2 separate regions of the Homo sapiens genome follow, and region 1 is linked to region 2. Evidence: read pairs that join two places in POLR2A ChIA-PET (ENCODE). Cell type or tissue: PC-3. All regions are shown on one strand. Each heading gives the region's core, and the rest is flanking DNA. Links, peaks and the distances in the headings are about the cores only.

Region 1 (4,400 bases), core at 109-4,108, 680 kb before region 2:
GATTGAATTCATTTGTTATTTCTAAAAACAAAGCATTAAATATTCATGTTGCATTTGTTCATGACAGTTAAACTTCTTGAGTGGAATGCAGAGATCTTTTATTTCAGCACTGTCTTAATGCAGGATTAGTTTATTTTGGTAATATATTATTGTTAGAATTAAACCAGGCTTCAGGCTTTTCAAGTTTGATTTGGGCTTTTACTTTTCATGTCTATGTGTGGTCCTTTGGTCTCAAGCTTTGATAGATTAACGATGACCACAGATTCTTTCCAATCAGTATTCCCATCAAGAGGCAGAGGCTATTTCTGACACCGGCCTGTGACCGGTTTGACCAATTGTATGTGGCAGAAGTGCCACCATGACAGTTCCAGGTCTGGGCTGTAAGAAGACTGACCCTTTCCACCTTGGAGTTTCAGGGCTCTGAGTATCTTGTAAATGTTGACTACCCCATCGACCACCTTGTGAGGCCCCGGGGATACATAAAGGGGCTCAGCAAAATCCAGGCTTCCAGATGCCTCTGTCAAGGCACCAGTATGTGCCTGAAGCCCTCGTGACCCCTCCACACCAGACATCAGTCCAGCTGCTGGCTGACAACCACTGAGTAAACCGAGGGATGGCACCCAGAATGGAAGAATCACCCAGGGGAGACCTGCCTGAATTCCTGACACACAGTGAAATGAAATGAGATGGTGGCCATTTGTAACCTCTTGTTTTGAGGTAGTGAGGCAGAACAAAATGGCCAAGGGAATGGTTAGTGTCACAAAGATGGCCAATAATATTAATGGTATTAATTAACTTGTGAACAACAATAAAGCTAAAATTTAAATTCTGAGTTTCTAGTTCTATATGTAGTCGACCCTCTGTATCTGCAGATTCCACCTCTGTGGATTCAACCAACTGTGGATCAAAAATATTTTTTTAAATTGTGTCCGTTCTGAACATGGACAGATTTTTTTCTCATCATTATTTTCTAAACAATACAATAGAACAACTGCATTTACATAGCATTTACATTGCATTAGGCATTATAAGTAAATTAGAAATGATTTAAAGTAACAGGAGAATGTGCATAGGTTATATGCAAATACAGTGCCATTTGATATCAGGGACTTGAGCATCTGCTAATGTTGGTATCTTAGGAAGGTCCTGGAACCAGTCCTTCATGGACACCATAAACCTTCAAAATGTCCTAATGACCTCCAAACCAACCCAATGAAAATTTAAAATAAACACATTGATTAAAAAAACTTATTCTAAATCAGTGACTTGTGTATTAACCATTTATGTTATTGACTTAATTTTCAACTTTAATCCATAGTGTAGGTCAAAGCAATGTATATTTAATAACCTGTGCACTTACGAACTAGGTATTTTAAACAGCATTTTGAGTAAAGGAACCTAAATTAAGAAGATAGTATGCTACTTTTTGAATGTGGTGGTTGACCTCATCAGACAAGATGTAGTGGCAGCCGGTGGAGAGTGTGTTTCATAGCCCTGGCCTCCTGGGTCACTCAGTTCCCTTTCATTACTTCATCTCTTTATTGTCTTGGAGGCTTCTGCCTGGACCCCTCATTCTTCTCCATGGTAAACCCTTCTCGTGCAGCTTCATGACTTGCTTAAGGTCACTCACTCAGTGACATTTTCCTTTTGACCGTTCAATAACAAGATGCTTAATTCCTTCCTTCTTTATAACTCCATAGACCCAGGGGCAAGGACAATAAATCTCTGGATGTGCATCTTCACATAGAGTCAACCCACTGTAGTCCTGGTGACCAGTGACTGTGCTTCATGTAGTTCAATGCAGAGGTTGCAGAGGTGCAGGCTTCTTCAAAATCTTGTGGTTTTATTGTCAAAACACAGGACCTTTTAGGGTGCAGGGAAAGAAAAGGCTTCTCACTGACTCAGCCTATGTGTAACAGGGCAGGAAGGGGTGGTTCCTATGTGTGCAGGAGGGAGAGGGTAACCAGCCATATCGGCGCAATGCCCAAAACACCATTTTTAACCTGTAAGTCATAAGACAAAGGCAGGAACCAAACAACAAGAGAGCAATTCAGTTTCATTATAGACACTACTACCCTATTCATCTGCATAAAGCATCTGAGATAAAGCTATTTTGATAAATAAAATCATGTTCACAATGCAGAAAACAGTGAGCATCTGAGACTCATGGAACTCTAGAAACTGAGAAACTGTATTATTCAAACTCCTAATGTGGTGTGCCTGGGGCACACAGACCTGGGTAACATCTTCCATGTAACCAAGGACACACGTCCAGTGAGTGCCTGAGACAGGAGGAGATCTCTTTGTCTAAGCTCTCATGGCAATGATCTTTCAACCACATCATACATGATAAAGAAACTGTAGAGGGAAGAGAAATTTGAAATTGAAGATATTTACCCATCTTCCAATGGTTTCTAGATTTTTCCTACTTTCTTTCTGACCTGAAATTTTTTCATTTAAAGCACATCAAGTTTAGGCCTCTGAATTTGGAAACACGCACGTATACCCCAAGCATGAACTTTGGATTTACAAGTGTTGAGAAGTATTAACTGTGTGTTTAATGGGATTTTGTTGTTGTTGTTGTTTTTTGCTAAGTGGAATGTGGGATTTGTTCTGGCTTGCCAAGTATTTCATATAAATAGTTTTCTTAATGAAAAGAGGCTTGAGAAAGATTCTTACTTTGAAAAGGAGATTATGATTAAAATTCTTCAAATTGTAGCCCACAGGGACAAATATTATTATGGACTAGGTGATTCGAAGAAATAATTTAAAAATCAACTCTACTAATTAAATTTCCAAATTCATGCACAAAGACTTGGCTTAATTAGTAATTCCATATACATATATGCAATAGAATGAACAGCTTCCTTAGCACCTGAACTATGAGTCATTTTTGCCCAAAGCAGGTGAGGATAGTGAGCTACTCTACAGGATAATGGAGACTTGGGGGTGGGGCGTGAAGAGTCTGGCATTATATTAAAAGGATATTTTATTTACTGAAGTAGTTACCTGTCAACTAATGCTATTTAAGCGCATTCTTTTAAATAGGAAAAAAAACCCCTGGGTTTTATGTTCTTCAATTTCTTGAATTAAGATGATTAAAAGTGGAGATTAAATATAATCTTTATTCCAAAGTCACTCCTGTGTACTATGCCAGATACTTAGGCAGCAGTTAAATTCCTTGAGTCCACTAAAATTGCATTTGCCCTGTTACCATTTCAGCAAAAGAAGCTATTTTCATTTGTGAATACATGATTTAGTTATAAATATTTCAGGCGTATGTTTTTCATCTTCTATTTGCTTACTGACTCTTTTCCCCCGAATTTTCTGTAGCCTTGGTGTATAGGATTGAACTATATTTCTTTTCTTTTTTTTTTTTTTTTGAGACAGAGTCTAGCTCTGTCACCCTGGCTGGAGTGCAGTGGCGCGATCTCCGCTCACTGCAAGCTCTGCCTCCCAGGTTCTCGCCATTCTCCTGCCTCAGCCTCCCGAGTAGCTGGGACTACAGGCGCCTGCCACCACGCCCAGCTAATTTTTTGTATTTTTAGTAGAGATGGGATTTCACCGTGTTAGCCAGGATGGTCTCGATCTCCTGACTTCGTGATCCGCCTGCCTCGGCCTCCCAAAGTGCTAGGATTACAGGCGTGAGCCACTGCTCCTGGCCTGAACTCTATTTCTTATAACCTGGTTTGTGTAAGTGCACAGGATGAAGAGTTTGGGGGGGCTGAAGGCAGAACTTGCTAGGAAGGCTGACTCTTTTTTTCTCTATGGAAATTTCTTCAAATGCCCTGCATCAAGTGACACTCCATGGAACCAAGGGAGTATCACACTGCAGTCATTTGCAGCTTATTTTCCAATTACCACCCTACCTTGGAGCTCTGAATATGTTCACTGGGCCATCAACATCCATTCCTGCCTCCTCTTGTGTGCCTTATGGTATGGTAGAGGCTGGAAAACTAAAAGCCTATTTCCCAGACTCCTTTGTGGACAGGGTCATGGATGCAAATTAGATGCATTCATGCTCTACCTGCAATTCATCTCTGAACTGAAATCCCATATCCTGCTGAGGTTTCTGCAGGCAAGCAAGGTCCCAGGGACACGAGTGTGGACAAGAGCTGTGGAGGCAGCCTTGTGGATCCACTTTCTGGTCACAAGTGCGGTCAGGAGGTATTGAGCTGGTTGTAGAAGAGGAGATAGCGGTGGTAGTGCCTTCCAGGTTCTTAGATTGAAGCTATAGCAGTGGTTTCTACACAAGAGAGAGCCATTATTAGACCTGACTCCTACCATTCTAGCCCTTGCAAAAATGTTATATTCCTTGTATTAAATCTTCTCCTTAAAATACGTAAAGCAATTTATTGCCCTGAATCTATCTGATATGCCTAGCATATGGCAAGCCCTGG
Region 2 (4,400 bases), core at 281-4,280:
ATCTTAACACCTCCAGCTTCTGCCAAGAGGAGCTCCCTCTCATCCACCCAGACCCTACCTGGGAGAGTTAAAAGACAACATTTTTTCCATATTCTCATAACTTTTATTACAGTATATTGTTATAATTGTTCTATTTTATTACTAGTTATTGTTTTTAATTTCTTCCTGTGCTTAATTTATAAATAAAACTTTTTCATAGCTCTGTATATAAAGGAAAAGAACATAGGACGGCCAGCCCTTCATGCCCATGGGTTCCACATATGCAAATTCAACCAACCTTGGATCAAAAATATAAAAAAAAATAAAAATAACCATACAACAATAAAAATAATACAAATAAAAGCTAATATAATATAATAACTATGTACATAGTATTTACATCATATTAGGTATTATAAGTGTATTTAGTCTGTTTTCACACTGCTGATAAAGACATACCTGAGACTGGGTAATTCATAAAGAAGAAGAGGTTTAATGGACTCACAGTTCCACGTGGCTGGGAGGCTTCACAATCATGGCAGACGGCAAAAGGCACATCTTACATGGCGGCAAACAAGACAGGATGAGAGCCAAGCGAAGAGGGTTTCCTCTTATAAAACAATCAGATCTCATGGGACTTATTCACTACCATGAGAACAGTATAGGGGAAATCACCCTCATGATTCAACTATCTCCTACCATGTCCCTCCCACAACATGTGGGAATTATGGGAGCAACAGTTCAAGATGAGATTTGGGTAGGAACACAACCAAACCATATCAATAAGTAATCTAGAGAAGATTGAAAGTATACAGGAGGTGTAGATTATATGCAAATACTAAACTATTTTATATAAGGAACTTTTGAACACCTGTAGGTTTTGGTATCTGCTGGAGATGCTGGAAGCAATCCCCTGCAGATACTAAGGGCAACTGTATATATATAAGGTTCTATATTATCCAGGGTTTCAGGCATCCACTGGGTTCTTGAAACATACCCCCTGCAGATAAGAGGGGACTACTATATTTAGATTGCTGCATACTTTAACAAGCATAGTCTACCTCCTCTTTCTCTTGGAGGGTCTATTTGCAATGAGGAAATTGAATAGAAAGGATTGCATAGGAGTCCCCAAAACTATTTGTAGGAGCCTTTCACCTTTAAGACTCAAGCATATACATGTCAGCACCTAGATTTTGAACAGACTGAATATTTATCCAAAGGGATGAAGTTACCTAAGACAGGTTGCTGGATTGTAGACAAGGGAATAGTGCTATGATCTGAATGCTTGTGTTCCCTTCCAAATCCATATATGGAAACCTAATCATTCATGTTTTTGTATAGGGAGTGGGCCCACTGGGAGGTGACTCGGTCATGAGGACAAAACCTTCATGAATGGAGTAAGTGCCATTATCAAAGAGAACTAGTTAGCCTCTTCCACCACGTGAGGACACAAAAGGTGCTGTCTATGAGGAAGGTGGCCTCACCAAACACTGAATCTACCAGTACCTTGATCTTGGACTTCCCAGACTCCAGAACTATGAGGAACAAATATCTGTTGTTTATTAGCTACTCAATTTATGGTATTTGTCATAGCTGCCCAAACAGACTAAATCAAGCCATACTCATGTGCACTCTATAAAGGTTGACGGTAGTGTGCAAGGTGCATTAGAAGGGGTGAAAACAGAAAGGAAGACGGCATCCCATCATGATGACTGGTATGGTTTGATTGTGTCCCCACCCAAATCTCATCTTGAATTCCACATGTTGTGGGAGAAACCCAGTTGGAGGTAACTGAATGATGGGAGCAGGTCTTTTTTGTGCTGTTCTCATGATAGTGAATAAGTCTCATGAGATCTGATGGCTTTATAAGGCAGAGTTTCCCTGCACAAGCTCTCTCTCTCTTTGCCTGCTTCCATTCATGTAAGATGTGACTTGCTCTTCCTTGCCTTCCACAATGATTGTGAGGTTTTCCCAGGCACGTGGAACTGTAAATCCAATTAAATCTCTTTCTTTTGTAAATTGGCCAGTCTCAGGTTTGGATTTATCAGCAGCATGAAAACAGACTAATACAGTAAATTGGTATCAGTAGAGTGGGGCACTGCTGGAAAGATACCCGAAAATGTGGAAGTGACTTTGGAACTGGGTAACAGGCAAAGGTTGGAACAATTTGGAGGGCTCAGAAGAAGATGGGAAAATGTGGGAAAGTTTGGAACTCCCTAGAGACTTGTTGAATGGCTTTGACCAAAATGCTGATAATGATATGGATAATAAAATTCAGTTTCAGGTGGTCTCAGATGGAGATGAGGAACTCATTGGGAACTGGTATAAGGGTGACCCCTGTTATGTTTTAGCAAAGAGACTGGCAACATTTTGCCCCTGCCTAGAGATTTGTGGAACTTTGAACTTGAGAGAGATGATGTAGGGTATTTGGTGAAAGAAATATCTATGCAGCAAAGCATTCAAGAGGTGACTTGGGTGCTGTTAAAGGCATTCAGTTTTAAAAGGGAAACAGAGCATAAAAGTGCAGCAAATTTGTAGCCTGACAATGCAATGGAAAAGAAAATCTCATTTTCTGAGACGTTCAAGAAAACTGCAAAAATTTTTATAAGCAATGAGAAGCCAAATGTTAATCCCCAAGACAAAGGGAGAAAATGTCTCCAGGGCATCTCAGAGGTCCCCATGGCAGCCACTCCCATCACAGGCCCTGAGGCCTAGGAGGAAAAAGTGGTTTCATAGGTTGAGCCCAGGGTCCCCATGCTGTGTGCAGCCTAGGGACTTGGTACTCTGTGTCCCAGCTGCTCCAGCTCTAGCTGAAAAGGGCCAGCATAGAGCTCGGGCCACGGCTTCAGAAGGCGCAAGCCTTAAGTCTTGGCAGCTTGCACTTGGTGTTGAGCGTTCAGGTGCAGGGAGTCAAGAATTGAGATTTGGGAACCTCCACCTAGATTTCAGATAGGTGGGCAGACAAAATGAGGAGAGCAGGTGGAAGTTCTGTTCTGATCACCTTTGCTTTCTCTGTTAGATGGAAGGAAGGAAGATCATCAACTGAGTGAAGAAGGTGCAAGAGGGCAGAAAGGACAGTGAGTCATGGGCAAGGGCCAGGAGCACTGAGTGGACCATAGAGATGGAGCCTGGCTGCCACGTGCACTCAAGTCCCCCTGGAAGCGCAGGGTGATGAAAGAGACTTAGAGCAGTAAGCCTGGGCATGTGGTTTTTTCTGGACACAGTTAAGGGGTGGAGGCAGGTCAAAGCATCATTGCGGACAGGGCAGTGAAGGAAGTGAGTGACAGGGGAAGGAGGCTGCAGCTGGAGCCCAGGATGTTTGCAATGGAAATATAGACTTTGTAGCTATTCCAGTGTGACTGTGGAATGGGGGACTGAAGTGGTGTCTAGAATAAGATCTTTGGAGAATAGGTCAGGGAATAGAGAGACCAGCTTATGTACAGTATGTGGGTATTTAAGTCACCAAGAGTTAAGGCAATGGTCATATTGCAAAAACCAACAGCGAGCAGCGGAAGGGCCCTGGGGTTGTAGATGACTATAACAGTGACTAGTCAGTCTAACGTGCCATTCAAATGCAGGGATTCTGGAAGAGGAGGGGAGCAAAGTGACAGCCTCTGTGGAAGTGGCCATGCAGAGACCATGGTGGGTCCCCCGCAACCCAGAGGCTCAACACAGGAAAGAATACAGGTGATGAGATGCTGTTTTTGGAGAAGGCAGCAGGGAAATGAAGCATTAACCTAGGTAGCAAGAAACTTGGTATTTGAGACATTTCTTCTCTTTTTAATTGATACCTAATAGTTGTGTGCATATTAGGAGTACACGTGCTATTTTGATACCTGTATATAATGTGTGATGATTAAATCAGAGTAACTGGGATTTCCATCACCTCAAACATTTATCTGTTCTTTGTGTTGGGAACATTATTCTTCTTCTCTTCCCTCCCTTATTCTTCTCTTATTCACTATGCATATTTGTAAAAATATAAAAAAGAGTGATGATGTTGAGGCTAAAAGATAAAATGTGTTCAACGTTGGCTTTACGGGGCAAGGACATCATCCTAGCTCATAGAAAACATGAGTCTGTTAATACTGAACTGTGCCTACTGTGTTCGGCTGGAGAGGCAGGAAATCCAGTGTGACAGCCCTGAGCGTTCCATGACCAATCACTTTGGTCTTTGTCCTGAGGAAATATAATAGGCAGCTTGGAACAGTGCACCATTGTTCACATTACATGAGTGGGAAGATTAAGCTCTTAATTAACAGAGAATGGGTAATTGATCATTGTTAAATGCCTGAAAGTAGTCACGATTACATATGGGGCCATGAAATTAATCATTGTCTTTTTCTCTGGAAATGATCATGATTGCTTATGAATAACTTTATAATGAACACTGAGCTCCACCAAATCACTAATCACCTGGG

Evidence for each region. ChIA-PET counts read pairs that join two places held together with the same protein. Peaks named below come from ENCODE experiments on the same cell type or tissue, not always from the same donor. Only the 100,000 strongest peaks of a DNase experiment are listed, where the experiment ranks them.
Region 1: POLR2A ChIA-PET joins it to region 2 with 5 read pairs; 1 of 35 experiments calls an interaction of 5 or more read pairs at or near these places.

The regions. Positions count from the first base shown.
Region 1 is chr10:36,467,318-36,471,717 of GRCh38, reverse strand. No RefSeq gene overlaps it. Among named protein-coding and RNA genes, the nearest start is that of LINC02630, 570 kb to the right of the region's middle. In PC-3, for the core only: no CTCF peak of the experiment used is centred there; a DNase peak (open chromatin) is centred at 1,917; H3K27ac peaks cover 1,612 bases.
Region 2 is chr10:35,784,687-35,789,086 of GRCh38, reverse strand. The region is part of intron 1 of PCAT5 (prostate cancer associated transcript 5); the gene reads right to left. Among named protein-coding and RNA genes, the nearest start is that of PCAT5, 8.6 kb to the right of the region's middle. RefSeq lists an enhancer at 3,724-4,400. In PC-3, for the core only: no CTCF peak of the experiment used is centred there; no DNase peak of the experiment used is centred there; H3K27ac peaks cover 47 bases.